2 separate regions of the Mus musculus genome follow, and region 2 is linked to region 1. Evidence: chromatin loops called from intact Hi-C (ENCODE). Cell type or tissue: left cerebral cortex. All regions are shown on one strand. Links, peaks and the distances in the headings refer to the core of each region. The heading gives the core; the rest is flanking DNA. Region 1 holds the start of Tnik (TRAF2 and NCK interacting kinase). Region 2 holds the start of Gm42196 (a long non-coding RNA gene).

Region 1 (16,419 bases), core at 3,048-11,047:
CACCCTCAGCAGGGTGGTAACAAACTAGCTTTCCTTCTAAGAGAACTACACCCCACCCCTAAGAAAACTACACCGTGCCCCCAAGATGGGAGCAGTAATGTGACTTTGAAACATCTCTCAGACTCCAGCTCTCCCAAATGCTGTCAGCATAGAAGATGACTGCACTCAACTGGGCATGGTTGCCAGGATTCAATGACAGCAGCCCCAAGGGACCATTCTCACTGAAAGAGGAGTGGCATCAAAGCAGGGAGTATAGACTAATTCTAGAGTAGAAAAAAGGGACAAAACCCAGAATATAAGCTTTCCATGAGCCTTAGAGATAAGAGAGACGGTGTGTGTGTGTGCATGTGTGTGAGTGTGTGTGTGTATTACTTTGATGAAGAAAATGCATTTGAAATTCTTTCATCAATGAAATATCCCATGATCTCCTAAGCACATAATTATGCAAACAGCGAACTAAGAGTTGTATTAGACTTTGTATTAAAGATTACTCCAGTTAATAATGAACACTAAAAATGCCTTTGCCTATAGCACTGATGCTCTGATAGCTATGGGTGCATCCTATCTTAGTGGGAGGTCATGTCATTGAAAAACAATGACAAATCCTAAAAACCCGTTCAAGGTCTTGGAAAAGCAACAAATGCATCCAGAGGAAGACAGCTGTGCTCCTGCCATTTTAAGATGCTGTCATCAATCCGTGCAACTTTACTAAAATCTCATTTTAGACCAAATTTAATTAAGTGCTCTGGGGTAATGAATTAATAATGTTTCAAGAATTCTTTAAGACCCAAGGGACCTCTGACCAGGTTTTAGCACTGAGATATTAGTGTATCATTGTAAGTGTCCACTCCTTTCTCATCCCCTTTGAAAAAAAAATGAAAGAAAAAAAAAGAACAGACACGATGTAATAAAAGTGTTTGCATTTGAATAATGGGCCATCTATACAGAAGAGAAGTAAAGACAAGAAAGAAAAATTGCCTTAATGAATAAAGCTGTTGATTGATACTAGTCTAGAAACCGTAACCTTTAAAAGGCTTCGCAATGAGCCTTGCTCCTCTGTCATGGGAGTCTATCCTAGAACCAAGCTCCACTGAGGACCCACGAAAGTGTACAAGGTCGAATGAGCACATGAGAAAGTCTGTTTCAGTGCTATTGCAAAGAGGCATGCTCCATGAAGAGCAAAGAAACCTGAAACCCACCTCTGGCCTCCACATGCAGACACATGTGCACACTCACACACTCAGAAAGATGTGCCTTCTGAACTAGACTCCGTGGCACACACCTGCCATCCCAGCACTGAGGAGGCGAAGGCAGAGCTATTCAGAATACAAGGCCAGTCCAGGCTACACGGGGAGTTTCACACAGTCCTAGGCTACATCTTAACAATCTGTCTCAAAAAAACAAAAACAGATAAACACACACACACACACACACACGCACACGCACACGCACACGCACACACACACGCACACACACAAACTTGTCCTTCAGCACTTTCCACAAGGTTCAGTCCCTGAAATCAAACGCTGGTGGGTTTCCCATAAAATTCTATCTACTGACATACGTGTACGCTGTCTTGTGATGACATAAGTGCTGTGCAGTAAAGCCTTTGATTTTAGGATCCAGGATGATGAAGACAAGCAGTTGCCATTCCACCTTTGTGCTGCTGACACTCAGGCATGCCCTGTGTCACAGACAGAACTAATAGGCTATGTACAGGAAGCCCAGGAGCTCGGGACCATTCCACTTCATTCACTAACGCATTCATTCATGCATATGCTCATTCATTACTTCATTCACTCATCCAATCGCTTGTTCAACTAATGAGATAGCTAGATTCAAAGGACACTGTGGCCCTTAACGAACTTGTAAGGAGGCGAAAAGAAAAGCTCTTGGCCCCAGCCCTGGCAGCACAAACACACAAAGTGCAGTCAAGAGGTACGCTTTCCAGATGAAAATAATTCTTCCGTCTGGGTTTTGATGGAGAAGTCGACGGCTCAGTTGGCAAAGCACTTGCTGCACAGGCGTGAGAACCTGGGTTTCCGTCCCCAGCAGCCATACATGGAAAAATCTGTATGTGGCAGTGACTGTAAGGAGATAGGAGTGGAAACAGGAAGATTCCTGAGGCTTAGAAGCAAGCTAGTCTTGCTCAGTCAGTGGGATGCAGGGTTCGTGAGAGAACCTGTCTCAAGAAGTAAAGTGGAGAGGTAGCTGCCCTTCCCGATGACCTGGGTTCGATTCCCTACACTCCTGTGGCAGCTCACAACCATTTGTAACTCCAGTTCCAAGGGATCAGACATCCACTTTTGGCCTCTGCAGTCTCCAAGGATGCTGTGGCGCACAGGCATGCGTGAATTTTTAAAATACCCAAACACATAAAAAATAAAAATAAATAAAAACAAAATTGAGGTACAGAGAACTAGAGAAAGGAACATGACGTTGACCTCTGGTTTCCACATTCGCATGCACATACACAAACATGTCAGCTAAACACCTGTGTGTACCAATTTACATATGCAAACTACACACACATAGGTCAGGAGCAGGGGGTGCGGGAAGAAGAGATTGATGGCTAGGTCCAGAAAGGCATGGGGGTGGAGGTGAAGGCGGTGTAAGTCATCTAATTTTGTCTGAGTCCTGCCCCAAGCTGAAAGTCTGAGGTCAGAACCCCTGACCTTGAGTGCCCGACGCCTTGGGCCAGGCTGAGCAGAGCCAGTGTTGAGAAACACGATCCTCTTCAGAAGGCTGTCTGTGCTGAGCTCACCTCATAGGCAATGCAGCATCATGGTGGATAATTTCATCTTTTAATACAGCGAGGTCTGAAGCAGGCATGACTCAAGCCCAGGTCTGAATAAGAAGATTGTTTGCAGTAGCCTGGGTGCGTGCATACACATTTTCATACACCCACATGGAGAGAACTTAGTCTGTAATACTACATATAATATCTGCTGTAATACTACATGTAATATCCGCTGTAATACTACATGTAATATCCGCTGTAATACTACATGTAATATCCGCAACTCCAGCAATTTTAAAAAGCATGCATGGACATCAGAAACCTCACACACGGAGGTATCTGAATAATGTGCATGTCTGGACGGACCCCTTGGGACATGTTCAGATGGAGAAGGGTTACTGAGAGAGGTTATCAGCGCAGGACACCATCTGTCCTATCTGATTTAGATGTCTATTTGACTTCGAAGAAGAGACTGAAAGAAGGCTAGGCAAGATACATTCCAAAGGTGCCAGATAGTTCTGGTCATTTGATTTGGTAAGTTCACTGTTTCTAGTAGGTTTTCCACTCTCAAGACAAAAAAATCCATGCCCCTGGTCAAATGATTAATTTCTCTTGCCCTCCCTACTAGCAGAAAACATCTCACTGACTTCATTTCCAGCTACAAATGATCAAATGATGTGTCTTAGAGAGCAGACTGAGGAGTCCGGAACCATATTCTTTCCTCTGGCTACTTTTATTTCCCCCTTGGCTGTGTGACCTTGGACAGCAAAGTTTACCTCTCTGGGTTTCAGCTTCCAGAGTGTCACACTACAGGAATGGGCCAGTGTTCTAAGATTCTTTTCCAGCTCTCATCTATAAAACCATCCCCTACCTAACATTCAAGACTTAGTTGAGCTTCATGAATCCTGCCATGAGGACTCATGGAATTCTGATTATTTCCTAATCATAAACCCCACTTCATTTTAGTCAAAAACAAAAACAAAAACAAAAACAAAACCACCACTACCACCACCACCACAACAACAAAATCCCACCCATATTTTGCATGGCTTAAATGACAGGGCTGGTACTGGTTGCTCTGGTTTGAATTATGCATTGTTCCAATTGGGGAGAATTTCAGACTAGGCCCAGTCTGGGATCACTGACTGAGAACAATAAGCCCCCAAAATCAGAAGGAGAAAGGCCTCTCTAGACAGGATCTGCTTTTAAACCACCAAGCCCAGGGCTTACAAAGAGCATTGATTGTATACATTAAAGAGCCACAGGGATGTCGAGGGGCTGACAGGGCTGCACCACTGACCTTGCCTGCAATTCAGGGTCAGGGTTTCCTCAGAAGGACTTCTCTGCAAGCTTAGGAACCAACCTCTCCAAATCTGGGAAGGCAGCCACCATCTACGCTTCCATTTGTGGGCATCACCTACTGGCCCTCGGAGACAAACGGACCTGCACACCTAGCCTACCACAAGACTGCCTGACGCTCCCAGGCCTGCTGAGTACAACTGTCTGCCCATCTGCATGTAAGTCTTCCAGCCAATAGCTCCCCCAGACACTGGGAGTAGCTGTTATCCTAGCTCTTTGCACACACCAGTGCAGGCAGAGAATTCATTGGGCTTCTTGGGTGACAAAGAGCAATCTCAGTAAATCATACAAAGATATCTGTTCCACATACACATAGCAGAGCCCGGGAGTTTCCTCAAGTATGCATCAAGGTGCTCTGTGCTTGGTATCTCAGAAAACCTTGCCCACAGGAGCTAGTCCCCTCCTCCCAGCCCCCCAACTTAAAAATCATATCAGGGAGAAGGATGCTAAGATTCCTGCTCAGCTATATCACAAGGCTGCCTCATTGTTCAGGCCTCCACCTCTTAGCCACTCCTCCTTCTCCAAGTCTGGTCCACCTGATTAACTCACACCATAGCAACTCCCAGACAGAAGTAGAGCACACACCATGGGTGAAGAGGAAGCCGCGCTTGTTTAAAGCACCCACTCTGCTCCCAACCCCCACACTTAGCTACTCACTGGTTCTGAATGTGGCCTTTGGGCACCAGAAAAACAGACAGCTTACTGTAATCATGCATGAATGAGCTTCTGCTGCCCCACTAGCACAACAGGCCGTTTCATAGGGCAGTCAGTCCTCAACCTTCGAGTTGTCTCTCTGAATTGTCACCTCTCTCTCTCTACCAAAAGATATGGGAAGGGGCAAGGATTCAAGGAGAGGGAAGAAAAGAGACTCGTGGAGCCTGAAGAAAAAGTATCACCTCCATCAGACAGGTATCTAGCCCCTTAAAATATTTGTAGAGAAATGTAAGGGCAGGAAGGCTTTAGTAGACACAGGTAAACGGCCTCAAGATTCTAGCATCAATCTAACAATGTGTTCCGGAGAACCACTGAACTTCCACCCCTACTGGCGGTGGGTGACATGAGATGAGACACCATCTCTTAGGTCTCACCTACCCTCCAGGCATCAAGCATATGCATTTGCTGTTTATTTTATTTTTAGTTCGGGAGAGGAAGAAACTAGTGGAACTGAGATTGGTGTCCAATCTTTCTCAGATGCCTGCTGCTGCCAAGGCCACCACCCCTCCTCACCCCCTTCCTGGCAGGCAGCATCTAATTAAAATGGCAAGAGCGCTCGGCCCCCTTCCCCGAAGGAGTGTGCTGGGATTAGAGGTGGGGGTGGGGAAGCGTCGAGGCTGCAATGGGATTCCTGGCAGTCTGATTTTCAAACAACAGCAAAATGGATTCTAGATCACTAAAGTCTTATTCAATACAATGGAACGACGTCTGAGGTGTTTCATTAGGTAAAGGCAAAGCGGCCGGGCTCGGGGAAGGGAATATGTTTTACAAAGGACTGTTCACAGACCTGGGACACACACACACACACACACACACACACACACACACACACACACACACACACACACAGGCACACAGGCACACAGGCACACACGCACACACAATCTCTCCAGGGAGTTCCGGTGTGGTGAGGAGAAGCGGTTAAGCTTCTCTTTCACCTGCTGAAGTTCAGCCATAAAACTGAAAGGTCACAGTCACCGAGGGAAGGAATAGGCAGGGCTGAGTTCAAACCACAGATAAAGGTGAGTGCACACTGGCATATAGGGAAGAGCTGAGCCGGAGCCCCAGCACCGGAGACAGAAGCCGGGAAGGGAGTCAGTTAGCACCTACAAGACCAGCCCAGAGCAGCAATTACTGCTCCATTGGAGCAGCAGGGTCCGCTGGTAGAGACAGCTAGCTCACGATGGCATCTTGCAGGTAGCTGGCAAACGTGAAGGGCCAGTGCCTTTCTTCTCCAAGAGAATCTTTTGCAGCAAGGAGCAGTCGGGTCTCGCGCCTTGGCACGAGACGGTTGCCCGGGTACACACACACACACACACACACACACACACACACACACACACACACACACCAGCCTTTCATGTAATGCTCTTACACCGATCGAAGATGAAACTGACAAGCTCTACCAGCTTCCTTGCGGAACCTCGGGAACAGCCTAGGAGCACAAGGGGAGCCCAGCCCCTGCTGTAGGGGTAGGGGCTCAGCCTAGAACCCCTCGGCTGCCCCGGAATTAGAACAGAAAGGCAGGGAACGTTCCCTCTTTCAGCCCTAGACCATTGGAAAAAAAGGAAAAAACACGTTCTGCTCACCCTCAGGGCGGAGAGATCGATTTCATCCAGGCTGCGAGCTGGGGAGTCGCTCGCCATGTCGACTCTTCGCGGGAGAAATGGACCAAAACCACCCCGAAGCGTCTTCCTTGGCAATTCCACCCCGGTCTATTTCGCTCGCGTCCTCATGCGGCTGTCCGCCAGAGAGGCCCGGGGCCCAGCCTCCCCCGCCCACCCGGGCCCCAGCAAGAGTCCGATCCCGATCTTCCGAGAGCGTCGATCCGCGGGATCCCGGAGCCCGACCTGCGCGGATCTCCAAGCCCGGAGCCGCGGTGCGTGTGGGCTGCGCGCCCTGATCGGCTAAGGGCGCTGGGGCTGCGTGGGTGTATTTAAATGGGACATGCTTCTTTGCTTGTGCGTGGATGGCGGCTGCATTGGCTGTTATAATGAGACATATCAACTCCTCCACTCAGCTGGGAGGTGGGGGTGGAGAACCACACAGAACTGTCTATCACCGCTTCCTGGGAGGAGTGGGGGGGGGGGGAGAGGCGTGGTCTCCGACTGGGGAGAGGCCGCGCTTCCTGACCGGGTCCCTCCGCCACTAGCCAGGGTGGGGGAGGGGTACGCACCCTTTCCGCCCCAGCTTTTGAGGGTTAATAGTGCTGAATCTAAACAGCCGTTTTTGAGCCTCTCTGTGCAGGAGCCTGAATGCTGAATATATATTTTTAATGTGTCCAATTTGTGCAGTGCACCAAAATGGCTCTTCGATCGTATCTTGGGGTTTCTTGACTGCGTTCAGATACTCTAATGGTGAAAAGGGTGGTGGGGAGAGGCAGCGGGAAAAGGCAGCAGCGTCCTCCCTCCCCCATTAATTATTTGTGGGGCTGGAGTAAAGGCGGGCCGGTGCAACCGGTGCATATAAGGACTTGTGCGCAGGGAAGGGGATCCGCCTCCCCGCGCAGAGCGAGTTGGGGAGAAGCTCACACGCGCCGAGCCGGCAGCCTGGCTTTGGTGCTGAGCAGTGGCCACAGGGTCACGGTCATTCGCGGCCACTGGGTTGCAGGAAGGCAGGCCCGAATCGTCTGTGGTTCTCTAGGCTGAGTAGGTTTGCTAGAAGCTGGAAATCCGAGAGATGTGAGCTCTGTCTGGATATCGCCACACCCAAGACCTGCGCGTGCCGCAATTCCCCACGGAAATGACCGAATTGAAAAGAGAAGCTTGCTCCCTGGGTGCAGTAGCTCGAAGGATTCAGGTGACTCCAAGGCCGACATTAATTGGGCAACATAGTACCTAACCCAGTGTTTCCTCCTTTGTAGCTTTTCCGCGGTGACCTACCTGGATTCATGGAGAAAGTTTGGCTCTAGGATAGTGAGCCCTGACCCGCGAGCTATTTGACTTCGCTCGCTTTTTCACTCAAGAGCTGGGTGTTTGCAGTGGTAACCCGTCATTCTTTATCAAAAGTGTAAAGTCACTTCCCCAACCCTCTCGCATCCTTGCCTGTCTCCTAGTTTGGCCACGCAAAATACGTCGGAAGAAAACATTTATAGTGAACTCTTCCCACTGGCTTCAACTCATCAATAGTTCTGAGTGTTCCTCTAGCATCTACTGAGATAAAAAGCTAAACATACTGGGGGGGGTTGATTTTTATTTGACTTTTTGTTTTGTTTTCTTTTGGGGGGAGTAGAGGTTCTTTTTGATTTATCTTATTGGTTGTTTGATTTGGTATGGTTATGAGACAGATCTTAAGTACTTAAAGGAAGTCTTCCCTTCACTGTGCAGCTGGGGATGGCCTTGAACTCCTCATTGTCCTGCAAATGACCCCCCCCCCCCCGCCCACCCAAGTACTCAGATTACACATGGACACCAACACTTGGGCTGTTGCCACTTCTTTTTAAAGTCATGAAGAATAAACTAATTATGAGCTTCAGAACAAGTTGAAAGAATGAATGAACGGACCAACACTAATGAAATTAGTGTTAGCTGGACTGTTTAGTCTTGGACTCATTGGGGTGGGTCATGTGCTCTCTAAACCATACCATGAAACTAGAATGCTGTTCCGAACCCACAAGCCTCCACGAAGGGACCAAGTAGAAGCCATCTTTTCCCTCCACCACACTTTTCCTTGTGTGTCATCATCATCTTCTCCTTCTCCTTCTTCTTCCCTTCTTCTTCTTCTTCTTCTTCTTCTTCTTCTTCTTCTTCTTCTTCTTCTTCTTCTTCTTCTTCTTCTTCTTCTTCTTCTTCTTCTTCCTCTCCTCCTCCTCCTCCTCCACCTCCTCCTCCTCCTCCTCCTTCTTATCTCACCCTTTCTCTAGACAACAGGTTAACATGTCTCAAGATGAAGCAAAATAATTTCAGATTAGGGTATTGAGATTCATACGCAGGGCTCCTTTAAAAGCTTCAGACTTGAAAATAGGAGATAAACATGCTCACAGAAAAGTACTACAGACTTAGGTGAAACCACAAAAAGGTCTTTTCCCCTAACTCTAATAGCACAAGACTCTACTTTGGGGTTTACAATAGGTTCAGACTAGTCCACTGCTGCTGAGGAAGCCCCACCTCAGACAGAAAGGATGGATATAGCTTCAAAGAGGGTTCAACACAGTGCACCCTGGGGAGGGAGGGAGGAGTGGGTAGAAAGCAGTGGCAGGCAAGGGTGGGAAATCTTAGGACCAGGAGAGGGCAGAGGGCAGATCAGGCAGAGTTCTGCATGCCCTATTCAGGAACATCAAACTCTCTTCTTTAGGCCAAGTACATTTCAGATTTCAGCTGTTCCAGCAGAAGTCTGATTTCTTTCCATCCTGCACTCTTATCAACAGTTTTTGCTTTGTGTTTAATTTAAAAGAAAACATAAGTCACTACTATAAAAAGAGGTCTAGACATACTAGGGCCCCAGTCCTTAGTAGGCACCAAGGACTTAGCACCACTGACTCCATGATGGAAGGACCGCTCAGCTGTAAAACAGCATGGAGACAACACCATCTTCTAAAACTAAAGCCTAGGCCTAGTCCATCAAAAACCATAATTCTGAGAAAGTCTCTAAATGTACTAGCCTTGCTTTTTGGCTTCTGTGGCTCTGCTTCTGGCTAACTGTTCTTGTTAACTGAAGTATGTCAACCTAGAGCATGGTTTTTGTGCTTAAAATCTCACCCTGAGAAAGGCTCTGGGCTACACTGGGATCCTAGCATAGTTGCTGGCTGGCTAATAAAGACTTCCTTTTAGATTAAACCCATGTCTGGTCTGAGAAGTCTTCTCTGGTGAGTACCCCACAGCACTAGACATACCTCCTCCTATAGAAAAGAAAACATTCAATATAAAATCACTATAATGAAAGTAAGGTCTACCATTTTGGTCGGTTATTGCTTCGTTATGGAACAGCCCAGGTAACAAGGAACCCCAGCCTTCACAAGGGCAGACAGGAAGTGCGGGGCAAGAGGTCAGCAACTAAAATTATTTTAGATACATGATGTTAACTGACAGGAAAAAGGGCAAATAGCAAGTAGCATAGGCAGTCAGGATGCGACCAAGATGAGGCTTTACTCCTGTCATGATCTGAAGGACTGGGGAAGCAGAGACCATTCAGGCATATCTTCAAAGCCAAGAAAACACACCTGCCTGCTGGCTGTCTCTACTCTAAGCATGCAACAACAACAGAAAGCCTGGCACAGACAGGAAGTGCACAGCAACTGACCAGGGAGGACGAAGAAGAGGATACAAGGAAGGCAAGGAAGCCCGGTGAGAACTTACGGTTTTTTAAAAGCTGAAGCAAATATCATTACAGGGTTGGAATAGTTAAATATGGACTGCTAGTTATAGGTATTGATAATATTGTCCTTGGTGCATTTACATATTTGGAACATTCTTGTGTTTTAAAAGTACTCAGAAAAGAGAGAAACCAGAGGTGTCTTCTCCTTGTTATGTTCTGTGTTGTTTAATAACAAATCTATGTGCCAAGTCAAATCACAATGTAGAAATCAGAAGTAACACGTGTAGGGGTTCAAATGTAGCCCAGGTTTTCCCCTGACTTGGTACATAGCTCGGGATGACTTTGAAATTTCCAAGTACTGAGCCATCATGTCTACCTCGGAAAAAATATTTTTAAACATACATTAAGGTCTTAAAAGAAGCAATATCAGCTGGCCACTTATCCAGAGCACTGTCTAGATGGTCTAAATCAGTAAGAGTGGATGTGACGTTTAATATGACAACAAAGGAACTGTATGGGTGAGATTTGGGCAGGCCGAAGCTGCATGAGCAGACATGTTTATTGTGGTGAGTAACCAAGGGACTGTATTGATTCATTGATTCATTCGACGTAGATCATTCTATATAAAAGCAGTACTAGGCCCTGAGGAGCCTGAGTCACACAAAACTCTCACCTCACAGAGACAAACAAGCTTATAAACAGCCAGTGACAAGATTATTTTAGATATGTAGTGATAGCTGATATGAAAAAGTACATGCAGAATAAGGAGACTCAGCAGCACACACCCCCCTCCACTGGCACCAGCTCTGAACATGTATGCTAGGGTCAATGAGGCAAGCTAGTACCTGGGTGCTGATTCCCAATGACGGGAAGAAATGGGAACTCACTCCCAAACACTGTGTGTGTCTTCTGAGTGCTGCTCCGTTCTCCTACTACACTCCTTAAAGCAAACCTTCAGTCAGAATGGCACCACTGATGAACAGAGGAGAGCTCTGAACACAGCGTTGGCCCACACGGACAAGTGCACTCCTCCAATGGTCACGGGAGCTATTACTGGAGAAGAAAGACCCTGGCATCAGTTAGCAAACTGAATCAAGACCGAAGATAATAATACAGCAAGACAGGCTTATAATGTGCACACTTAAATCCTTAGAGGTATAATCCAGGACTTGCATGCAGAAAATATAACTTTTTTTTTTCAAAACTAGTTAGAGGACTAGTTAGTCACATTTTATGAGTGTAGGAACATGGACAAGTTGGTAAAGTACTTGCTGCATAAACCTGAGAACATGAATTTTAATCCCAGGACACGCGTGAAAAAGGTTTCCTGCAACAATATACCTGTAATCCCAATACTAGGGAAGTGGAGGCAGGAGGCTTCCTGGGACTGACTGGTCATGTAGTCTCGCTAACTCAGCAAATGCCAGGATCAGGGAGAGACCCTGCCTCAAAAAATAAGGTGAAGAGTAATCGAGAAATGCTCCAATGTTGACCTCTGGCTTTTGAATGCACACATGGGCACACACACACACACATACATGCACACCCACACATCCATGTGCACACACAAACTTATAAATATTTTTAAGAGAATATATTGGAATAAAAGCATAGTAGATTGAAAAAATGATTGTAAATATAATTGTGTTATTAAGATAACCGTTTTATTATCAATATAATAAATCATACACATTCTTCTAAGCATTTGCTGTGGTCTGAGTATTTCTGGAACCCCTAACATTAGACCTTGAAGACCGAGTTCAACAGTGACAGCATGAAGAAGCAGTGCCCTTGTGAGGGACAGCAGTGCCCCTGTGCCCTGGAAGGACACAAGGGGCATCACTTGGAGGATCTGTGTTAACAGATTCAAGCGTCAGTGCCTTGACCTAGGACTCTCCAGCTTCTAAACCTAAGCAATACATTCCTGTTGTGTATAAAATTACCTGAGGCATTTTATTTTAGTAGCCAAAATGAACTAAGAGAACATCCATGTATTTATATATTTAATATTTATTACCTAACAAAATAGTCAATAGTATTAGGATATTTGTCTTACAAGAGAAGAACAGTAAACTTTAGCTTTGCCTGGAGCAACACAGTTATCATAAGAGGATGAGTCAGGATTTGAACTCAGGGTCTTCTTCACTGTGTTACACTGTCACTGATGGAAGGGAAGGATGGGCAGTTCCTACCACAGAGTAGTAAGCCCAGGCTGTTCGTTCATTTATTGGTTGTTATTGTTGTTTTGTTGGAACAGCAGAAAAAGTTAAGCAACATGAAGGTATATCTAAAAGTTCCAACATGCTTCTAATAGAAAATCTGTACAATATGTGGAAGAGTAAAATAAAATGCTATAAGTTGTCCCAGAGTCTATTATTTTATTTTATTTTTTTACTTATTCACTTTACATCCCACTCAGTGGCCCCCTCCTGATCACTCCTTCCCATAATCCTGCCTCCATTCCCCATCCACTTCTCCTCTGAGCAGGTGGGTATCCCTCCATCCTAGTACATCAAGTCTCTGAAAGGCTAGGAGCTTCCTCTCCAATTGAGGCCAGACAAGGCAGCCCAACTAGAAGAACATATCCTACATACAGGCAACAGCTTTTGGGATAGCCCCTGCTCCAGTTGTTTGAGAACCACATGAAGGTCAAGCTACACATCTGCTACATATGTGTGGGGAGGCCTAGGTCCAGCCCATGTATGTTCTTTGTTTGGTGATTCAGACTCTGCGATGCCCAAGAGTCTGGGTTAGGTGACTCTGTTGGTCTCCCTGTGGAGTTTCGATCCTTTTCCGGGCCCACCATCTTTCCTCCTATTCTTCCATAAGCATCCTCAAGCCCCATTCACTGGCTGTGTCTGTGTCTTTTGTTTCTAAGTTCTCATATGGTGCTTAACAAAAAAAAGCATGAGAACATAACAAAATATCACACTCCCACACATCATTATTGAATTTCAGACCATGAGGCCTACAAAGGATATACCACCTAGGCTGTCTACTTCTCATGAGCACAGAGGTAGCAGGGTCCTAAGGGTCCTAAAGGAGATGCTTTAAACTGGAGTGTTCTACCCAATGTACTAGCATTTGACAGGAAGCACAAGACAGTGGTGGACATCCTCAGATGAATATGGATTCAGAGGGTTGACTCTTCCAGCTTGCTTTTCCATTGCTGTGGTAACCACCATGACCAAAGACAGCTTGTGGAGAAAAGGACTTATTTCATTTTATACTTCCATCACTAATGGAAATCAAACAGAGGCCATGAAGGAATGCTGCTTACTGGCTTGCTCTTCTGACTTGCTCACTAACTGTTTTGTACAACCCAGACCCATCTCCCTTGGAATGGTGCAGTGGCCTGGGCCCTCTCAACACCAACCAATCAACAATCAAATCTAAAAAAGTGCCCTCCAGATAGGCCTATAGGACAACATGGCCCAGGCTATCCCTCAGTTGAAACTCACTGAGATTAACTTTTGGCTGTGTCAAGTTTGTAGCTGAAACTAACTAGGAAAATGTCATTTCTGAGATTATTATTATTAGAAAATGTGTTACACCAAAGAAGAAAAAAATGTTTAAAAAGATACATGATACAAAAAGAAACAGAGAGATAAGCAACAGCAACATGTGTGGATGAATGCGAGTGTGTGTGTGTGTGTGTGTGTGTGTGTGTGTGTGTGAGAGAGAGAGAGAGAGAGAGAGAGAGAGGGAGAGAGAGACAGAGAGAGAGACAGAGAAAGAGAGAATGATTCAGTGATGGATATAGGTATTGCAATGGATTGGTTTGACCTGCAGTCACATATGTGAGATTTTTTTTTTAACTTTTCCCTTAATAGATGTAGAAAGATCCAACTCACTATAAGCAAAATCATGGAATTCTGAATTGTGTAGGTGTAGAGAGGGGACCAAATACACCTCAACATGGCTATGTTCTTTTCAATCCATTCTTGACTATGAATGCACTAAATACGGCCAGATGCCTCAAGCTCCTACTCTGTGACTTATTTTGATTTTTTTACACTCCATATTCCATTCCCTGCCCCCATCCGTCCTCCGACTGCTCCACCTGCCACACTTCCTCCCCAACCCACCCCAGCACACGTGAATGTCCCCACCTCCCACTCCACCTAACCTCTAAACTTCCTGGGGCCTCCAGTCTCTTGAGGGGTAGGTGCATCATCTCTGAACACAAGACCCGGAAGTCTTCCACTGTGTGTGTGTTGGGGGCTTATATCAGCTGGTGTATGCTGTTTGGTTGTCCAGTGTATGGGAGATCTCGGGGGTCCAGATTAATTGAGACTGCTGGTTCTCCTACAGAATCGCCCTTCTCCTCAGCTTCTTTCAGCCTTCCCTAACTCAACTACAGGGTCCAGCTGCTTCTGTCCATTGGTTAGGTGCAAATATCTACTACACCTGACTCTTTCAGCTGCTTGTTGGATCTTTCAGAGGGCAATCATGATAGATCCCTTTTTGTGACTTCTTTATGCTAAGGGACTGTGATCTTGAACTATGTGTTAAAATAAGCCACTTCTCCTGTGAGTTGCTTGGTTCCAGGAAATTTTATCACAGCAGCAGAAGGAAACTAAGACAGTGTCATAAAGAAACCTGGAGCCCTGAGCATTGTTGATGACTGCCCTACCACTGAGCTACCCTAGTCCAGGCACCACTGTGGCCCACTCAAAACCACTCGTCCTCCTTCATTATTGTTAAACGGATTGTGAGAATTTACTCTCAATGTGTTTACATCCATAGGCTCTCCCCTGCTCCAAAGGAAGAGTGGCCTAAGCTCACACTGGAAAGTCTGTCCTCTCATTTGATGGTTGATCTAAGTACAGGTTTACCTACAACCCTGACTAATGAGGAGTGATGTCTGTGGGGACTTATAGGGATGGTTTTGTTCTTTGAAAATTAAAGTGAGGAACCAAAGCTCCTCCTCTTAAGTTTAAAAGCACTGACTGCTCTTCCAGAGGACTGAGGTTGGATTGCCAGCATCTACATGGCAGCTAGCAAGAGTCTGCAACTACAGTTCCAGGCGATCCTATTTCCTTTTCTGACTTTTGGGAACACCAGGAATGCTTGTGGTGTGCATATATGGATGGATGCAGGCAAAACATCTATATGCATAAGATAAAAATAAGTGAATCTTTTTAAAAGAGAAAATTAAAATGAGAGAGGATGAGTGACATTCAAGAGAAGCTCATTGTGGAGGTGTCCAGCCCAAGATGGCTCCCAGTGTGTCAAGCTCCTTGTATTCACACCCTTCCAGGAATCCTTCCAACACAGACCACCGAAGCCCTCCTTCCAAAGCTAGGAAGTAAGAGACATACCCAGCTTTGTTGTCAAATCACTGATTCTATGACACAGTTTTTCAGCATTAGCACTGCTGCTAACCTGTGGGGCCTGGAATTCTCTGTTATGGGAGGAGGCGTTCCTCGACAAGGCAGGAAAGTCACTAGAATCATTCATCTTAGCCAGTAAACATTAATGGCACCTTCCCAAGTGTGAGAGCACGAATCTGTCCCCTGATGAACAGAAATCACCCTAGAAGGCAGCACTGCTCCAGAGGAAGCTGACCACCGTGTCCTGCTGACACCCATGCACCGTGGGTAGCCATGTGAGTGGACCACTTTAAACCAGCTCCTCGAGCTGGAGCCAAGGCCTAAGGTGTTGACGCTTCCGTTTCATTTTCATAGCAAGCCTCGGGAAAGACCATGAGCTATGGCTATCTAGCTGACCCACTCTCGGGTCCCAGATACACCAAAAACACACAAGAGATAAGAATGTGTTGTTGTTTTGAGAGACTTGATTTGCCAGCACCAAAGGAGAACTAATATGTTACCATCAGACAGGGTTGTATGAAGATATAATTGGTGGATCTACAGAATTATTTTTCCTGCCAGGACAGAGCTTGAGAAAACAATCAAACAAACAAATAAACAAAGATGCAAAGCCCTGGGCTTTTCCATGACATCGGACAGTCACTCAGTTCAGCCATCTAGATCAACCTTGTCTGAATTGCTTTTCAAGGATTACGCTGTTCCCATTCGTAAAACATATTAGTTGGTTTCGTTGTTTACAGCCAAATCCTTTTTGCTAGAGAAAACTAAATATAAAAATGTTTGAAATCTCAGATACATGTGTTAAGTGTGTGTGTGTGTGTGTGTGTGTGTGTGTGTGTATACATGTGTGGGACATCATGTCCATGTCACTGTGTGCGCAGATGTCAGAAGTCAGCTTGCAGTATTTGGTTCTCACATTCTACTATGTGGGACCCAGGTACTAAACTCACAGTCATCAGGCTTGGTGATAAGGACCTTTACCCACTGAGCCATTTTGTCAGCCAAATCTTTGAATCC
Region 2 (16,419 bases), core at 5,542-13,541, 87 kb after region 1:
GGGATTTGTGCTCAGTGACCTGAGGGCACACAGCTGCTGAGAGAGTGTCTAGGACACAGGCTCTCCTCACAAAGCAGCTCTGTGTTACAGGAACTCCCTCCCACACACATGTGCACACAAGAGTTGTATCTTTAAAATGGTCTTAGGTCCGGATGAAACTCCTAAAGGGATAGGAAAACAGTTTCTTTTTCAAAAGCTTTCTTTTTGTAAGGTTTAGCTTCCTGACAGCTAGAACTGCTCTTGTGTCATTCATATACATCTACACACACACACATATATATATCATACACACATATATACATATACACATATACATATATGTGTATATATATATATATATATATATATATATATATATATATATATATTTATATCAATCACAACTTATTTCTCTTAAACATGAGCCAAACTGATGAATGTTCTTAGAATTCTGCTGACCAAACAGATAAACATGGTCTATGTGAGGAAAGGCCCGGTCAAAGATGGATCTGATTAACTATGGAGGTTCTATGTATGCAATTAAGACAATTCCAGGAGCCACACAAAAAAGCAATTTAATAATCACTCCTTCCTTCCTTCCTTCCTTCCTCTACCCTCCCTTCCACCTCCCCCTCTCCCTTCCTTTCCCCTCCTCCTTCCTTTCCTTTCTCATTCTTTTCCTCATTTGCTTTTTAAGATTTATGTTTAAGGAGGAGTGGTGGCACCTCAGAGGCATGTAAAATCTCTGAGTCCAAAGCCAACCTGGTCTACACAGTGAGCTTCAGGACAGCCAGGGCAACACAAAACCAAAACAAACACACACACAAACAACAACAAATAAAACTTGACCCCCGCCCCCAAGAGATTGATTATGAGCAGGCGGCTGAAGCCAACGTGGAGGGCCATTGTGAGCCACCCAGATGGGTACTGGAAATCAAATTCTCATCCTTTTTAAGAACAAGTACTTCTAATTCTAAGCTGTCACTGTTGTTTGGTTTGTGACCAGGAGCTCACTATGCAGCCCTTAGCTGATCCAGAACTGGCTATGTAGACCGGGCTGTCCTCTAACTACTGGCCATCCTTCCATCCCAGCCTGAGCGCTGGGATCATGACATGCCCTGGGCTCCTCTTCTTTCTCAAATAATTAGTGTTCCTCTAGTAATAAAGTAGGCCTCCTACTGTGAAACAAAAAAGGGAGCAAATAGTCCTGGCTCCTAGATTTGCTGTCTGTGACAGTTTGATGGAGAGTGCTCCCCACCCCCCATGGACTCACACAACTGAATGCTTAATCATCAGGGAATAGCATTATTTGAGAAGGATTAGGAAGAGTGGCCTTGTTGGAAGAAGGGTGTCATTGGGGTTGGGCTATGAGATTTCAAAAGTCCAAGTAGCCCCGGTTCCCCAACTCCCTCTCTTTCTGCCTGCAGATCAGGATGTAGCTCTCAGCTACTTCTCCAACATCATGTCTGCCTGCCTGCAGCCATGCTTCCTGCCAGGAGGATAATGGACTCTGAAAACTGAGCAAGCCCCCAATTTAACGTTTTCTTTTATGACTTGCCCCTGGTCATGGGGTCTCTTCACAGCAGTAGAACAGTGACTAAAATAGGGTCCAACCAAGTATTACATCTTCTCATTTTCCAGAGGCTTCTCTCTCTTTTGCATCAGCATAACTGTCACAAAGCTGTTGAGGTCATCCTGGTCTCAGCTCCTGAAGTCAGCATTCCTTTTCAGCACATGATGGCATCTCTCTAAGGGAAGACAGCAGGCTCACGTCATTCCGTTTGCTTGCAGTAAAACTGAGTGGCAGAGGGGAGAGGGAGACATTGGTCCAGGATGCTGTAAATATGACGATGGAGAGGACAGTGATCCTGACGAACAGTGGAGTGCCATTGTTATTGTCGTGAAACTAAAATCTCAGCTTCCATTCCTGAGCCATGCATGATTGACATGTGATGTCTTAGGATTCATTCATATTCAGTGTTAATAAAAATACTTAGAAAAACAACTCTGTTTTATTCTCCTTCTTCACAGCCCCTCCTCCTCCTCCTCCTCTTTCTCCTCTCTTCTTAAAAAAACTAAGTCTGATAATGAACTGAGAGCCATTGGATTTTAAAGTATTCTTCGAAAAAGCTGCAATCCGTTCCTCACACCCCAAGGTTTTGCCCTGCATTGATAAGGAGTTTCTGTGGGAGGAAGTTCCATGCTAAGAAAGTCAGAACTGCCAAGTCTTTTCATTGTTAAAAATAAATAAACAAGAAATGCATACTAAACAGCCTTGGGTGTTAGTTAAAGAGACTCGGCAGCACCATTTAGAACAAGTGTTCTTCAATATGAGAGCTGAAGTAGTTTGGACAAAACTGTCAGGGCATTTGAATACTTGTTCACCATTGGTGGCTCTTCGGGGAAGCTTTGGAGGTATGGCCTTGCTGAAGGAAGTGTGTCACTGGGGGGGTCAGACTTTGAGGTTCCAAAAGACAGTCATATAACAAGATCACCCTCTCTGCTTCCTGTCTGTGGTTCAAGATGGGAGCTCTTGGCTTCTGTGGCAGCCATTATGGCCACCTGCTGCCTCCTCTTCCACTATGATAGTGATGGCTGTTTAAACCTTGGGACTGTCAACCCAAAGTAAGCCCTTCCTTTAATGAGCTGGGGAGATAGCTTGCCTCGAAAGGATGAAGTCCTGACTTGGATTCCAGAATCTGTTTAAACACAACTGAAACATGGTGACACAAGCTTGTAATTCCAGTGCTGGGGAAACAAAGACAGGCCGAGCCGATCACTTGCCCAGCCAGTCTAGGCTACTTAATGAATTTCAGGCTAGTGAGAGACAGGAATGGCTTAGCAGTTATGAACATGGCTCGCTCTTGCAAAGGACCAGAGTTCAGCATCCATGTCAGGCAACTCACAATTGCTTATAAGCCTAGCTCAGAGCATCCAATACCCTCTTCTGACATCTGTGGCCACCTGAACATATGGCATTTATTCACCCCACACATAAAAATAAAAAACAAAAAAAGTAAATACATCTTTAAAAAATATTAAAAACAAATGAGCAAAAACCAAGTTGGACAGTGCCTGAGGTACACCACTCAAATTTGCCCTCTAGATTTGATATGTATGCGCATTCACAGAAAACACACACACACACACACACACACACACACACACACACGCACACACACAGGCATGCAAACTTTTGTGCATATGCTGTGTAACCGTCATTAGGATATCGGATTAGAACTCGCATCAGAAGCAGTATCTTTTCCTGGAGTAATTGTAGTGCTGAGCATTTAGGCTGAGAGAGAAAGGTAGAGAAAATGAAAGACAAAGTCGCAGTGACTGGGTATCAGCGCTCAATTATGAGAACATTTTCAACCAGACAAATGACGGGGTTCAAAACTGTTAGCACCCAGTTCCTCCAGGACCTGGGGGAACAAGAGATTTGTCAAAATTAAACACATAGTAGCTACACAGAAGCTCTGGGGCACAAACGCTTGAAAGCCTTGCTGATATAGACGTGAAAGAATTTTGATTTACCAGATCCTGTTGTCACTAAAACCAAATTTTAATTAGCTAGAGTTCAAATACTAATAGCTTTCTATACTGCTGTATAAGGTGAAAGAACACACAAACCTATGAATCCGGAGAGAAAAATATTCTAATCCTATGACACATGCTTGAGATTAGATCTCTGGCAACATGCCCTTGAACACCCCTTAACTTATTCACCAACTTGAATATGCAAATCAAATACATTCTGTCTCTTACCTTCTTAGCAACCACCAAGAGATACTTGCTTTAAAGAGGTAGTAAGTCATGTTTCACTGGAATAAAACTTCAAAATTGCAGACTGTGCCATCAAGTGGATTCTTTACTGGAGTGTGAGACCTGAGCAAGCCTCCAGCCTTAGCTGCTCTGTTGAATCTGTTGAATTCCTTGCCTTCATTCAAAGATCTACAGTCCTGGCTTTGAGTGATGCCCAAGTTGGGTAGGCATACTTTTGCAGCCGTCTCACCGGCCTTCCTGTATTAGTTTCGTTTCTGTTGCTGTGATAAAATACTATGGGGGTGGGTGGGGGGCAGAGAACTACTTAAAAAAAAAATAAATAAAAGAAGGTTCTGTTTAAAGCATTTCATCTGCACTGGGAAGCAGCTGAGTGCCCTGGAAGTAGAACCAGGCTATAAATCCTCAAAGCCCACTCTCTGATGTCTTCCCTCCATCAAGGCCCTGCCTTCTGAGCTGAGGTACAGCTGGTTGAGGAGCCTATGGGGACACTCATTTCATAGCCCAGCACTTCCTTTCCTCTTCTCCCTCTGCCCCCTCCCTCCTGCTTCCCCTCCCTGCCTTCATCTCTGATTTCCTTAGTTCCTACCCATCTGAAACTCTCGGAAATGTGCTGTAACGCTAAGACAACAAGAGAGCCCAAGCGACAGCACTGAGGGACTAGAGCTAGAAGAAGATATCTAGTTAATATCTCCAGCCCCAAAGGAAGGAGGAATGGGTATATCATTCCTAGAACCCCCAGAACAATTGTAGTTTAGAAAGAGGGGTCACCTGGCAACATTTTAACCATTGCCAGATTATTAAGGGAGGAAAAGGAACACATTTTAGTTGATATCTCTAAAGGGAGCCATAAATAACTCAATAATCAAGACTCCAGTAAGACAATTGAGAACCAAGACAGAGGAGGCACAAGGCCTTTGTAAGAGTGAAAATTCAGGTGGAGCCCAGCAAAACAGATGGCACTGGGGTAAAATCGTGTGTCAGCATCGTCACAAATCAGTCTGAATTACCTCAAGGCAAGAGAGATGACTTTCATCTTCTCACATACCATAATTCTTTGGCTACCTCCACATGTGACAAACTCCCAGGCACTGCCAGATCTTAGCGGAGAGCTCAGCTTCATCCATGGGATGACGATTTTGGAACATAGGCAATGTAGAAGTTGCAGGATCATTGAGGTTTCCACTCAGATTTAAAATGAAAGCCTTGGGAGGCCTGGCAATGCTTATCAGGTTAGGGCTACCTGCAGGCTATCCCTTCTGGGGGAATTGGAAAGATTTTCTCTCTCTGCTTCCTAGCCATTAAGATGTCAGTGGCACTTGACACACCCTCTCTGCCGTGGTGGACCGAAACCTCTGTGTGCCAAAATAAATCTTTCTTCCTTTAAGTTGTTTTGTTCAGGTGCTGACTAATGCACCATGAGGTATCCCATAGCAGAGGCAGTGTCTGCCTAGACGTCAGATAGGAAGGTGGTGTCAGATGTGGGTTACACATAGATCTACGTCACCCCCAGAATTAAATGAGGTCATCTTGAGTGGGTAAGATTACATACCCCTAGAGAAAGGGACAGAGGAAATAGCTTGTGACCTGATGGGATATTTGGAATGGTAACAAAGTGCCAAATGTCTGGACAGGCCTGGCGAAAGAAGTGATGATTAATGATCTCAAACATTATTGGGGAAGTCGGTAAAGTTCTAGAGAAGGGAACTTGGGGTTCAGCTACACTTTGTGTTGACCAAGGGTCCTTGGGTGTGATTATTTAAATAAAATTTTAAGTAACTGTGCAAACAAAATTTACTTTTAACATCTTACAGAGTCTAAGAAGAGCTAGTCTCCAAGGCTAACAGGAGCCACAGTTTAGTTTCCCACTGGCAGACGTGCTGCAAGCACAGTGCCAGCCTGCATCAGTGTCTACTGCGAATCCAGGCCAGTGGATTTCGACTTTGGCCACCCATTGGAGTTAGTCTGTAAAACGCTATCGACCAGTTCCTGTCCCTAGAGATCAATTTTTTTTTAAGACACTGCATCAAAGTTTTACTTGGAGCTTTTTTAAGAAGGGAGTTTATATTTAGAGTGGGTCAACTTCATTATGAATAATTTGTATGAGCCGATGTGCCCTAATTCTGGGGAACATATTCTACCATCTCCTTTATCGCTTTGGGGACCAGACGACTCCCTCACTTCTTCCCATGCTTCCCAATTTGCCCAGTGATTATCTGGTCTTCCACACAAACTGTGCCTCATCTTGCCAGAGCGGGTATGGCTGACCCTTCATTGTTCTGATGTTCGAGGATTTCAGTGAGCCCCTTGATGACTGGGTTGTGGATTCCCGAGTTCTTCAGTACAGAGAAGGAGGCTTTAGGAAAGCATTTCTATGGTGTGTGCTATAGCCTGTATGGTAGAAGTTTCCCCTCCTCTCTCTCTTTTCTCTCCCTTGTTTTCTTTCTCTCTCTTTTCTTCTTTCTTGCTCACTGCTGGTGCTCTCAATCCCAGCACATGGTGCATGCTACGCAAGTGTCCTACCACTTAGCTACACGTAGAGAGTTTGGTTGTGTTTCAAATAGGATCTCTCAACAATGCTCCTGCCTCTGCCTCCTCAGTTTGGGGATTACACGTGTTCAACACTGAATGAAATGAGGAGAAGACCACGGCAAGGTGTAGATGAGGAAAAGAATTTTATTGTAGATATGAGGAAGGTGCAGCCAGGGGCATCTGAAAGCATAAAGCGTTCAGATAGAAGCAGGCCATGAGGAGGGAGGGTGGTCTGTGAGAGAGGAAGAGAAAAGAGACAGGGAAGAGGAGAGAGGGCAAGTGGACCAAGAGAGGAGCTAAAGACCAAGAGAACAGGGAAGGAGGGAGGGACACAGGAAGGAGGGAGGGAGGGAGGGAGGGAGAGAGAGAGAGAGAGAGAGAGAGAGAGAGAGAGAGAGAGAGAGAGTTCATGGCCCAAAATGGCAGGACTTTTTGTGTTTGTTTGTTTGTTTGTTTAATAGGAAACAGAAGCTGGGGGAAAGAAAGCAGTCTCAGAGCTGGAGAGACTTAAAATAGGGAGGAGGGAATGCTAGCCAGGATTTCTCTGTAACAAGTACTTTCTAAGAGAGCCTAGAGGCCACCATGTGCTTTGGTATGCCAACAAGCACCTCAGCCATTTGTCCAAGTTTCATTTGAACTTGACAAACACCGTGCCTGGATCTCAAGGTGCTGGGAGTATGGGTGAAGCAGAGTGTACCGCACTACACAGTAACTGGCATTTGCAGAAGGCAGTGGTCGTCCCTGCAGAGATAGAGCTGCGGCATTTTAGACTGGTTCTCTGCCAGAGGCACATTGCTCACTCCTCCAGGGAAGGAGAACACAGAGAAAGCCCAGGACTGCCTGTGAACTCCTCTGATGCTTCTCCTAATCCTCGGAGCAAGGGCCACTGATGCTCGTAATTTATGATCTCAGCTATCACATATGACTCAGACTCAGGTCAAGTCCCAGCAGCCTCGGCCCACTCTCCTTGTATTACATCATGCTTTATACCAGGAGCCCTAGATGCACCGATCTATATTCCTGATGAATGAAAGTCAAACTTCCTGTCCCCAGGACCTACCCCTGAACTTGACTTATCTAGAAATTTGAAAGTATGCTTTGGTTGTCTTTTCTTATTGCCAAGACAAATAACATAGAAAGCATAGTACTTACAGGGATGAGTTTGAAGGGATAAAAAAAAAGCAAGCAAGCAAGCAAACACTATGTACTTTCCAGAGTAACCATTATTTCTATTAACATTTATTCTCTCCATTCTTTTTTCACTTATCACTGGGGATAAGTATTTATATTACAATGTTAATTATTTTGTAATCAGTGTTTTATACTTAATCTATATTGATCATCTTTCTGCATTATTAGATATCTGGCCTACTAAAAGAAGACATCTTGACACAGCAAGATGACTGCTTCACAGTGACACTAACTCCAACACACACTACTTTAAGAACTATATCTTTTATTTACTATTTGAGACATGTATTTTATACATGTATAAATATGTTTTGATCGTATCCACCTCCCGCTGCACCTCTTCAGTTCCCCCCATATGCTCTCACCATGTTCCAAGCATCAAGCCCGAGTTTCTTTTAACCCACGGAGTAATTAGTGATGCCAGTATGTGCACGGGTATGAGGCTGTCTGCAGGAGCATGGGCAATCTATCAGGGACCCCATCTCTAAAAACAAACAAACAAACAATCAAACAGAGAAAAACAAATTTGTCCTCCCTCTGCTAAAAGCCACTAACTGTCAATGGTTAATCAGCTAGCAGGACCTACCTCCCCTGTATTTGCTGGATTGTGACTGGCTTGATCATTTTATGAGAAACAATTGCACTTTTTGCCAAGCAATGTTTCCTAACACCTTTCCAAAATGTCCAAGGTAGGGCCTGGAGAGATGCCTCAGCAGTTAAAAGAGCACTTGCTCCTCTTCCTAAGGATCTGGGTTTGATTCCAGGCATCTGCATGGTGACTAGCAGCCTTCTGCGACTTCAGTTCTAGGGACCCTCTTATGACCTTTGAGTTTACCAGGCACATACATGGTACATAGTCATTAATGCAAGCAAAACAACCAAACACTTCTAAATATATACATTTGTATGTGTATATAGTATACAATATATATGTATTTTATGTTATGTATATAACATATACATATTATTATATACACATATAATACATAAAATAATCGTATATTTTGTATTTTATACATATACATATATTATATGGAAATATTTTATATATGTATGTGTGTACATATTATAATGTATACTATAATATATGATATATATACATACACACACACACACACACACACACACACACACACACACACACACATATCCCTCAAGGAAAATTCCTGTACAGACTGAGGGTTACCCAATGTTAGAGTGTTGCATAGCATGTCTAAGGCCCTAGACATCACTGCTACTGAAACAACAAGACAACAAATCCTTAAAAATAAAAGCTTTCATTATGTCCATGGATAGACTATGGATGTAGGAAACCCATGTGCTTCCTATGAGAACCTTTATGTGGCAGAAAATACGCCTAGAATGGAAGAAGGTCGCTGTGAGAGGCATTCCTCAAAGCCAGCGAACATAAAAGCCAAATCCAGATCTGAGGACCCTACACACTGACAGGGAAAGAGGCAGAAGGGGGCCAGCGTCTTGCCTGGTGCGCTAGGCCATTTCTCCATTCTTCCTCCCGCCCCCTGGAGGTCCACAGAAAAGGCCACTACCCTCAGAAAACTGAAGTGCTGCGGAGACTGGAATCTCTACCTGGGAGACAACTGTTGAGGCGGAGGAGGCACGGCCCCGCCCGACCGCCCTTGGAGCTGGATGCCTGGAGCCTGTGACTGGATAGACTGCAGCTCTAATCCTGGAGTGCCAGGCCTATTGGAACCAATCAGAACCACTCTGCTCTTGGAGTCTGGAGAAGGCTTCTGCCTCACCATGGCAACTGGCTCCCTGCTGAAAGGGAAACTCAGGCCTCTACTTTGCTTTCTGCTCAGCGCTGGATGGCTGAGGGCTGACAATGTCCCTTGCTCCTCTTTTCTCTTTTTAGCCTGTGAGGAAAATCGGACGAATGACAGTTTTGAGATGAAGCAGAGAGTGTTTCCCTAAATCCTGCTTTAACGCTGTCTGGGAAGAATCTCAAACCCCGTCCCTCCTTGTCTCTCCCTCTCTCCCTCACCCCCTCTCTCCCTCTCTCCCTCTCTCTCTCTTTCCCTCTCTCCCTCATCTTTGGATGTAAGCCAGACCAGCAATTTTAACTAGAGACCATTAGGGCTCGGATGAGCATGCCCTGGAGAGTTGGTTCTGTTTTAAGTTGCTTGGCCTCGGCCTCGCCTTTCTGTTCTGCTCTTCACCGAGGTTAGCAACAATGTTTAAGTTCCTTCTACATTGCTATGAAGGAGCAGATACTGTGGGAACACTTAATCTGGTTCGGCTGATGCCCTTGCTGCTGATAACTTTGTACTATAGCAATGGCCTTGTTTTGAGAAGAATTAAATAGACAGAAATTTGTTAGAGAAAAACAATATCCTTGATTTTGATGGGAACATTTAGGAAAACAAGAGAAGGAAAGTCTTTCGTCTGCGTGTATGTGTGTATGTGTGTCTGTGTGTCTCTGTGTGTGTACATGCATTCACGTGCGTGGGCGTGCACACACAGCATTTGTGTATTCATTAATTCAACAACTATATGTTAGGGGTAGTGAGAAGGCTCAGTATAATGTCTGTCTGCATGCATGAGAATCTGAGTTCAGACCTCCAGCTCCCATGTGCAAACACATGCTTGCTCTCCCGGCAGTGGAGAGGAGGAGGAGGAGGCAAGAGGGTTTTTTAGGGCTTGTAGGCCAGTCAGTCTGCCCTAATAAGTGAAAGACCCTGTCTCAAAAAACAAGGTAGACAGTAACTGAGAAGGACACCCCAAATCAACCTCTGACCTTTACAGGTGCACATGCATATATATATATATGCACTCACAAACATGTACAGGCAAACACCACACACACATACACACACACACACACACACACACACACACACACACACCATTTATCAAGCTTCATCACAATGTGGAGCTCTATAGAAAAATGCAACAATAAAAATGGACAAATATCTGTCTTCCCCAAATCTAGTAGGGAAACATAGAAAGCGTGTTCACAAGCATATAATTAAAGACGAATCCTGTACAAATCTGTAGTTAGAAGGATCAAGAGAGACTGTGAAGCAGATGATATGGGAGGCAGACTTTGTAAATGTGGAAGGACTAGCATGAAGTAATCCTCGCTAGAGAAAACTGTATAAACAACTGGTGGAGTGAGAACACTGAGTCTGTGGCAAACTCAATGATCTGGTTTCAGGTGCTCAAAGGTAAGAATAAGAAAGGCTCAAGGCTGGGTTAGCGGTCAGGTGGGAGAGTGCCTACCCAGCATGCACAGAGTCGTGGCTTCAGTCCCCAAGCACCAATTGGACATGGAGTTAAGACCTGGAATCTCAGCACCCAGAAAGTAGAGGCTTCAGAAGTTCAAGGTCACCCTCAGCTACATAAGTAATTCCAAAGCACCTTATCAAAAAAGAAAGGAAGGAAGGGGGAGGAAAGAAGGAAGGAAGGAAGGAAGGAAGGAAGGATGGAAAGAAGGGAAGGAAGGAAGGAAGGAAGGAAGGAAGGAAGGAAGGAGGGAGGAAAGAAAGAAAGAAAGAAAGAAAGAAAGAAAGAAAGAAAGAAAGAAAGAAAGAAAGAAAGAAAGGAAGGAGGAGAAAAGAAGGAAGGAAGGAAGGAAGGAAGGAAGGAGGAGGAAAGAAGGAAGGAAGGAAGGAAGGAAGAAAAGAAAGAAAGAAAGAAAGAAAGAAAGAAAGAAAGAAGGGAGGGAGGGAGGGAGGGAGGGAGGGAGGGAAGGAAGGAAGGAAGGAAGGAAGGAAGAAAAGAAAGAAAGAAAGAAAGAAAGAAAGAAAGAAAGAAAGAAAGAAAGAAAGAAAGAAAGGGAAAGAAAGAGAGGAAGCAAAGAAAAGGAAAGAAAGAAAGGAAAAGAAAGAAAATAGTCAGGGCACAATATTTTCAGGGTTCTTAAATGTCAACTTAAGGAGTTGAGGTCTGTTCCAGAAGCTACACAATAGAAACCATCAAAGCAAAGAGTTAATGTGGTATGGAGGATGATGGGAGCTGGAAGAGAGACAGGGAGGGTCCTGGCACAGGGCAGACACGACAGAGATGGGTCCATTGAAAATCAAAGACAAAATATGCAGTTTCACAGCTAATTAGATGTAGACTCTCCTAGGTCCTTCACACCGTTCTGTGTACAGTAAATAACTGAGCCGTTTTGCCCCAGGTGTCTCAGATAGTGGCAGTTAAAAAACAAGAAAAGTAGCCTCCGATTCAATTGCAATGGTTGTAATTATTGCTTCCTCTACCCTTTCAGTCCCTGCTTCACACTTATGGCCACGCGGCAATGACATTCCCAGGTCACTGATTCTTAAGCTTTAGTGCATTAAAACCACCTGGAGGCTTTGTCATAACACAGGCTGTGATATTTTAAGAAATTGGATTTCTGGACTGGAGAGGCAGCTCACTTAGTAGCTCCTAGTTCCTCCCTAGGATTCTAGGAGACAAGATTTGTAACCCAGCACTGAATAGATTGAGTATGGTGGCACATGTCTGTAATCCCAGGACTTGAGAGGAACGGGCAAGAAAGGTTTAAAGTTTACCCTGGCTATATGTGATTCTCAGGCCATTCTGGGCTGCAGGCAGCTTTGTCTCAAAGAGGTAGGGAAGGAGGAGGGAAAAGAAAAGACTAGACTCTATTGGGTGTCTATGACAGTTCTCTACCTTCCTAATGCTGAGACAACTTAATATAGTTCCTCATGTTATGGAGACCCCCAATCATAATTTTTTTTTTCGAGACAGGGTTTCTTTGTATAGCCCTGGCTGTCCTGGAACTCACTTTGTAGACCAGGCTGGCCTCGAACTCAGACATCTGCCTGCCTCTATAAATGTTTTATTACTACTTCACTGCTATAGTTTTGCTTCTATTATAAATTGAAATGTAAGTATCTATGTTTTCTGATTATCTTAGGCAACCCCTGTGAAAGGGTCATTTGCCCCTAAAGGGGCTGAGGCCCACAGGTTGAGAACCGCTGGTCTCAGCAATGACGACGTGGCTGTTCTGTGGACTGAACGTGAAGTCCCGCTTCTGCAGGTCTCCTGTGGCCACCTTTGTAACTACGGGGCCGAACAGAAGCAGCAGAGGAAGCCACTGAGTCCAAGAACACTCTTCTTGTTCTTTGAACCGGCATTATTTGAGATGCCTGGAGCAAAGAGGCTCAGAGATTTATTTCCTGAACACAAAACATTATGGTGTAACTTTGTAATCACAGCTATCGTCAGGATCAAATCCTATCTCTGCCTGTTGTACTACTGACTAATTCCTCGAAGTCTCCAATCATTGCAGGTTATATTTATTATTCCTCACATATTATTTTATATTAATATCTGGATAATAATTACCACTGCATAGGGTTGTGAGGAACAGTCGTGGAAACCCATAGAAAGTACTTGGTTGTATGCCAAGATGCACATAAAATGAAATATGGAAATGTATATGATATTTATAAGAACTTTTTAATTGATAGAAGGTAAGGAAGGATTGATAATGCCAACATCTGCTGAGCTGAAGGTAAGAGGACCAAAGTTCAAAGTCAACCATCAGTTCTCCGAGTGAATTCAAGACAGCCTGGACCATGTGAGACTTAGACTAAACAAACAAATAAAACTCACGGAGATGTCACTCTTCCTATTTTCTGTTTGGTTTTGTTTAGCTTTTGTGACATTTTTTTCTTCTTGCCATCTTACCCTGTTTAGGTTGCTGTGACAGTGTACTGTACAGGGTTGACGATGCGGGCTGAGCAGTGGAGTGTCGGGCTAGCGCTGGCTTTCACCAGCAGCTCTGCAGAGAGGTGGCACGTCCCTGTGAGACTAGCAGTATGAGAACCAGTTCAAGGTCACTCTCAGTGACAAACATAATCATCTGTCCAAAAGAAAGAAAGAAAGAAAGAAAGAAAGAAAGAAAGAAAGAAAGAAAGAAAGAAAGAAAGAAAAGACAAAAAAGCATACCAGGGTCTACTGAGCCCCATGGAGCACTGTGTAGCCATACATGGTGAGTTTGGCTCCTTCCCTACACTAACCCTTCCGTGAGAGTGAAGTGGTCACCTCAGTCACCATCTGGTTTGTCAGCCCCTTGGGGACAACGAAGACCCCCAGGGGTGGTCATGACTTTGGATTAATCATTTTCTCTCCATAGCTCGTTACAAACATCAGCACGTTCAGTCTCAAAGAACATAGTAAGATTCGCTTTCCTGGCAACTTCCTGCTAGCTGGGACAGTGTCCGGAAGAGGGAAAGGAACAGATACCTGAACCCAGAGGGAGGAGGAGTCAGGGGGAGGATAGAAAGCTTCCTGTTTGGACTTTTGTGCCTATTTCCAACCTATTAGCATCGTTGTCTGTGGACCTTGAGGCTTTGGGTCTGGTCCTGAGGTTTTTACCAGTGCAACTGTCTGGGGCTTGTCCCCAGCAAAGAAGGCAGCAAGGAAGCATTTCTCTTTAACCAGATAAGTCTGGTGTCGCACCATCCACGAGGGACGCGGAAGGCAGGTACTCCTATAGGGAGGACCATCTCAGGTTGAGCCTGTGTCTTGGGAACTTGAATTCCCCACCCTGCAAAACGAGCTTGGAAATCAGATACCCCTTCCCCTCAGTTTGCTGCAGGGGGGATGGTGGAGGGAGCCTTGAAGAGAATGGGATGAGGTTTTCCTGCTGTGGGCTCCCCAAGTCAGACGTTGTCACGGGTTAGCAGAAAGAGCAGCGTTCCATTCATCCGAAGACAAGGGAAGTGGCTGTGTAAACCAGATATTGTTTCTTGTGGCAGGCACTGTCCTATGCATGGTAGGTATTTGGCAATAGCTCTCTTTTCTGCTTATTACACTTCCTCTTCCGGTGATTGCATAATCCAAAAATGTCTAGACGTTGCCAACAGCCCCCAGGGGGCGATAATCACGTGGCCTGAGACCTGCTGCTCTCTGGTGCGGTTCTCTGCTGGAATCACTCAAAGAACACTTGGTCCGTTCCCTGCTTCTAGAAAACACTAAAACTCCCCGTGAAAAGGTAATTTAGAGGAAGTAGAACACAGTCTCAAAACAGTAGGCACAGAAAGGCAGGTGGAAGCCGATGAAATAAAACCTTTTTTTTTCCAGGTAAGGAAAAGGAGACAGGAAGCTTGTGATATGCCTCAGGCCCAAAGATGAGTCAGAGGGAAATCAGGGAGGGTAAGAGGAGTATAGGGTCTGACCTTCAGTCAAAGAAAAACAGCTCCATCCTTCCCCCTTCCCTCCCCTCCTTCAGTTGGGATCTACGTGGGAACAAATGTCGGTTGTTTTAGAAGCTGGTGGAACGTTCAGAAATGTTTCCTTTAAATGAAGGGCAAAAGGCGGGGTCAGGGGGAGCGGAGAAAAGCTAGAATTGCTGACTTAAGAAATGTAGTTTACCTGGTCCACTGCTGCCACTGCCTCAGACCCTCCCGCTTGCCTGGCTGGCTGGCTGCATGGCTTCTCCTATTGGACAGACGAGGAGCTGGAGCTTCAGTCAGAAGGCTAGCAGTGAGGCTGGGGTCAGGCCTAGGGATTGTCCCCAGGAGCAGCTCCTCCTCTGGCCTTGCCCTGCCTCTGGACCATCCACAAAGCCAGACTCGGTCATATCATCCCCCTCTCTTCTCCCGTTTTTGAAACAGGATCTCCAGGAATTAGGCTGACCTGGAACTTGCTAAATAGATGAAGATGGACTTCCGATCCTCCTGCCTCCTGCTGGGATTCCAGGCCTTTGGCATCAAGTCCAGGCTATGGAGTGCTAGGACTCATCCACTAGGGGCTTTGTACACTAGGCAGGCACCCTACCAATGGAACTGCATCCCAGGTCCTCAGGGTGTTCTGTTCTCTAAGGGATCCCTTTTGTTTACCTCAAGGATAGTTAAAAGTCCTTGTCTGTAACAGCGGCACCCAGAGGTATCCCTCTCGGGGGTTTCCCTGGTCCCCTGCATTCTGATGGTGCAGAAAAAACTAACAGGAGATTGTTGCTTGACAATAAGTATCTCTCATTGGCTGTCTCAGGCCTCAGCACCTCCCTCTGGGCCTATCCCAGCAGGTGGGCTGGGGTGCAGGTGGGGCTCTCCATTCTGATCTTCTGGAAGAATGGCTTCCCCAAACCTCCTTGATAGGACACTTTTCTCCCTCCCTCTCTCCCTCTCTCCTTTCCTCCCTCCCTCCTTCATTCCTCCCTCCCTCTTCCCTCCTTCCCTCTCCTCTTCCTTCCTCCCTCTCTCATTCCTCTCTTCCTCCCTCCCTATCTTCCTCCTTCATTTCTTTCTTTCTTCCCTTCCTTCCTCCCTTCTCTCCCTTCTTTCCCTTCTTCCTTCCTTCATCCTTCCTTCATCCCATTTCTGTGTTCACAGTATGTGTGATGTGTCAGAGGGAGCCATTTTTCCAGACTCCTGATTTCTTTCTCACAAGCCCTAAATCACTTTTGGGCCTTTTGTTCTTTAAGACAGGGCCTTATGTAGCCCAGATTAGCCTCAGACTCACTGTGTAGCCAAAATGACCTTGAACTCTGATCCTCCTTCAGAAGGCTAGGATTATAGGCATGGACCACATGGCCACCTTTAAAAGAAAAAAATTAGTTTCGATATATTTGTTATGTTGAAAGAAAACTTATGTAATACATTTTAAAATTTTTTAACAAAGGAAAGATTTGCGGAAATAGCTGTTTTTCTCATTTCTCTGTGCTGAAATATTTTGTGCGTTCTTTGAGTATATAGGACTAATGTCTTGTGACACATGTGTCCCTAGAATGACCCAAAACAACAACAAATGACAATCTGTTTATTCTGAGCCCTATACTCTAGAACAGAAGCCATACCTTTTTATACAGGGAAAACTGTAGCCCAGAAAAATGAAGTGGGCTACTCAAGGTCACAGAACTAAAAAGGCAAAGCATTAAGCCATAACGGAGTAGGAGTATTTCAGTCTGAGGAGAACGATTTATGCTTTACATAAAATCCTGGTACCTATAGGCAGCTT

Evidence for each region. A loop is a pair of places that touch in the nucleus more often than their neighbours do. Peaks named below come from ENCODE experiments on the same cell type or tissue, not always from the same donor. Only the 100,000 strongest peaks of a DNase experiment are listed, where the experiment ranks them.
Region 2: it touches region 1 in a loop (7-fold over the local background); 13 of 42 quality-filtered maps call a loop at or near these places.

The regions. Positions count from the first base shown.
Region 1 is chr3:28,253,683-28,270,101 of GRCm38, reverse strand. Tnik (TRAF2 and NCK interacting kinase) reads right to left here and starts at 6,888. Exons shown (of 33, transcript NM_026910.1): 1 at 6,403-6,888. The coding sequence starts at 6,459. In left cerebral cortex, for the core only: no CTCF peak of the experiment used is centred there; DNase peaks (open chromatin) are centred at 5,907, 6,191, 6,796, 7,285 and 3 more places; H3K4me3 peaks cover 4,146 bases; H3K27ac peaks cover 3,780 bases.
Region 2 is chr3:28,169,308-28,185,726 of GRCm38, reverse strand. It overlaps Gm42196 (a long non-coding RNA gene), which reads right to left and starts at 9,215. Exons shown (of 3, transcript XR_880709.1): 1 at 9,073-9,215; 2 at 7,851-7,969. In left cerebral cortex, for the core only: a CTCF peak has its summit at 9,018 (motif pointing left); DNase peaks (open chromatin) are centred at 5,671, 6,944, 9,183 and 9,949; H3K4me3 peaks cover 949 bases; H3K27ac peaks cover 1,451 bases.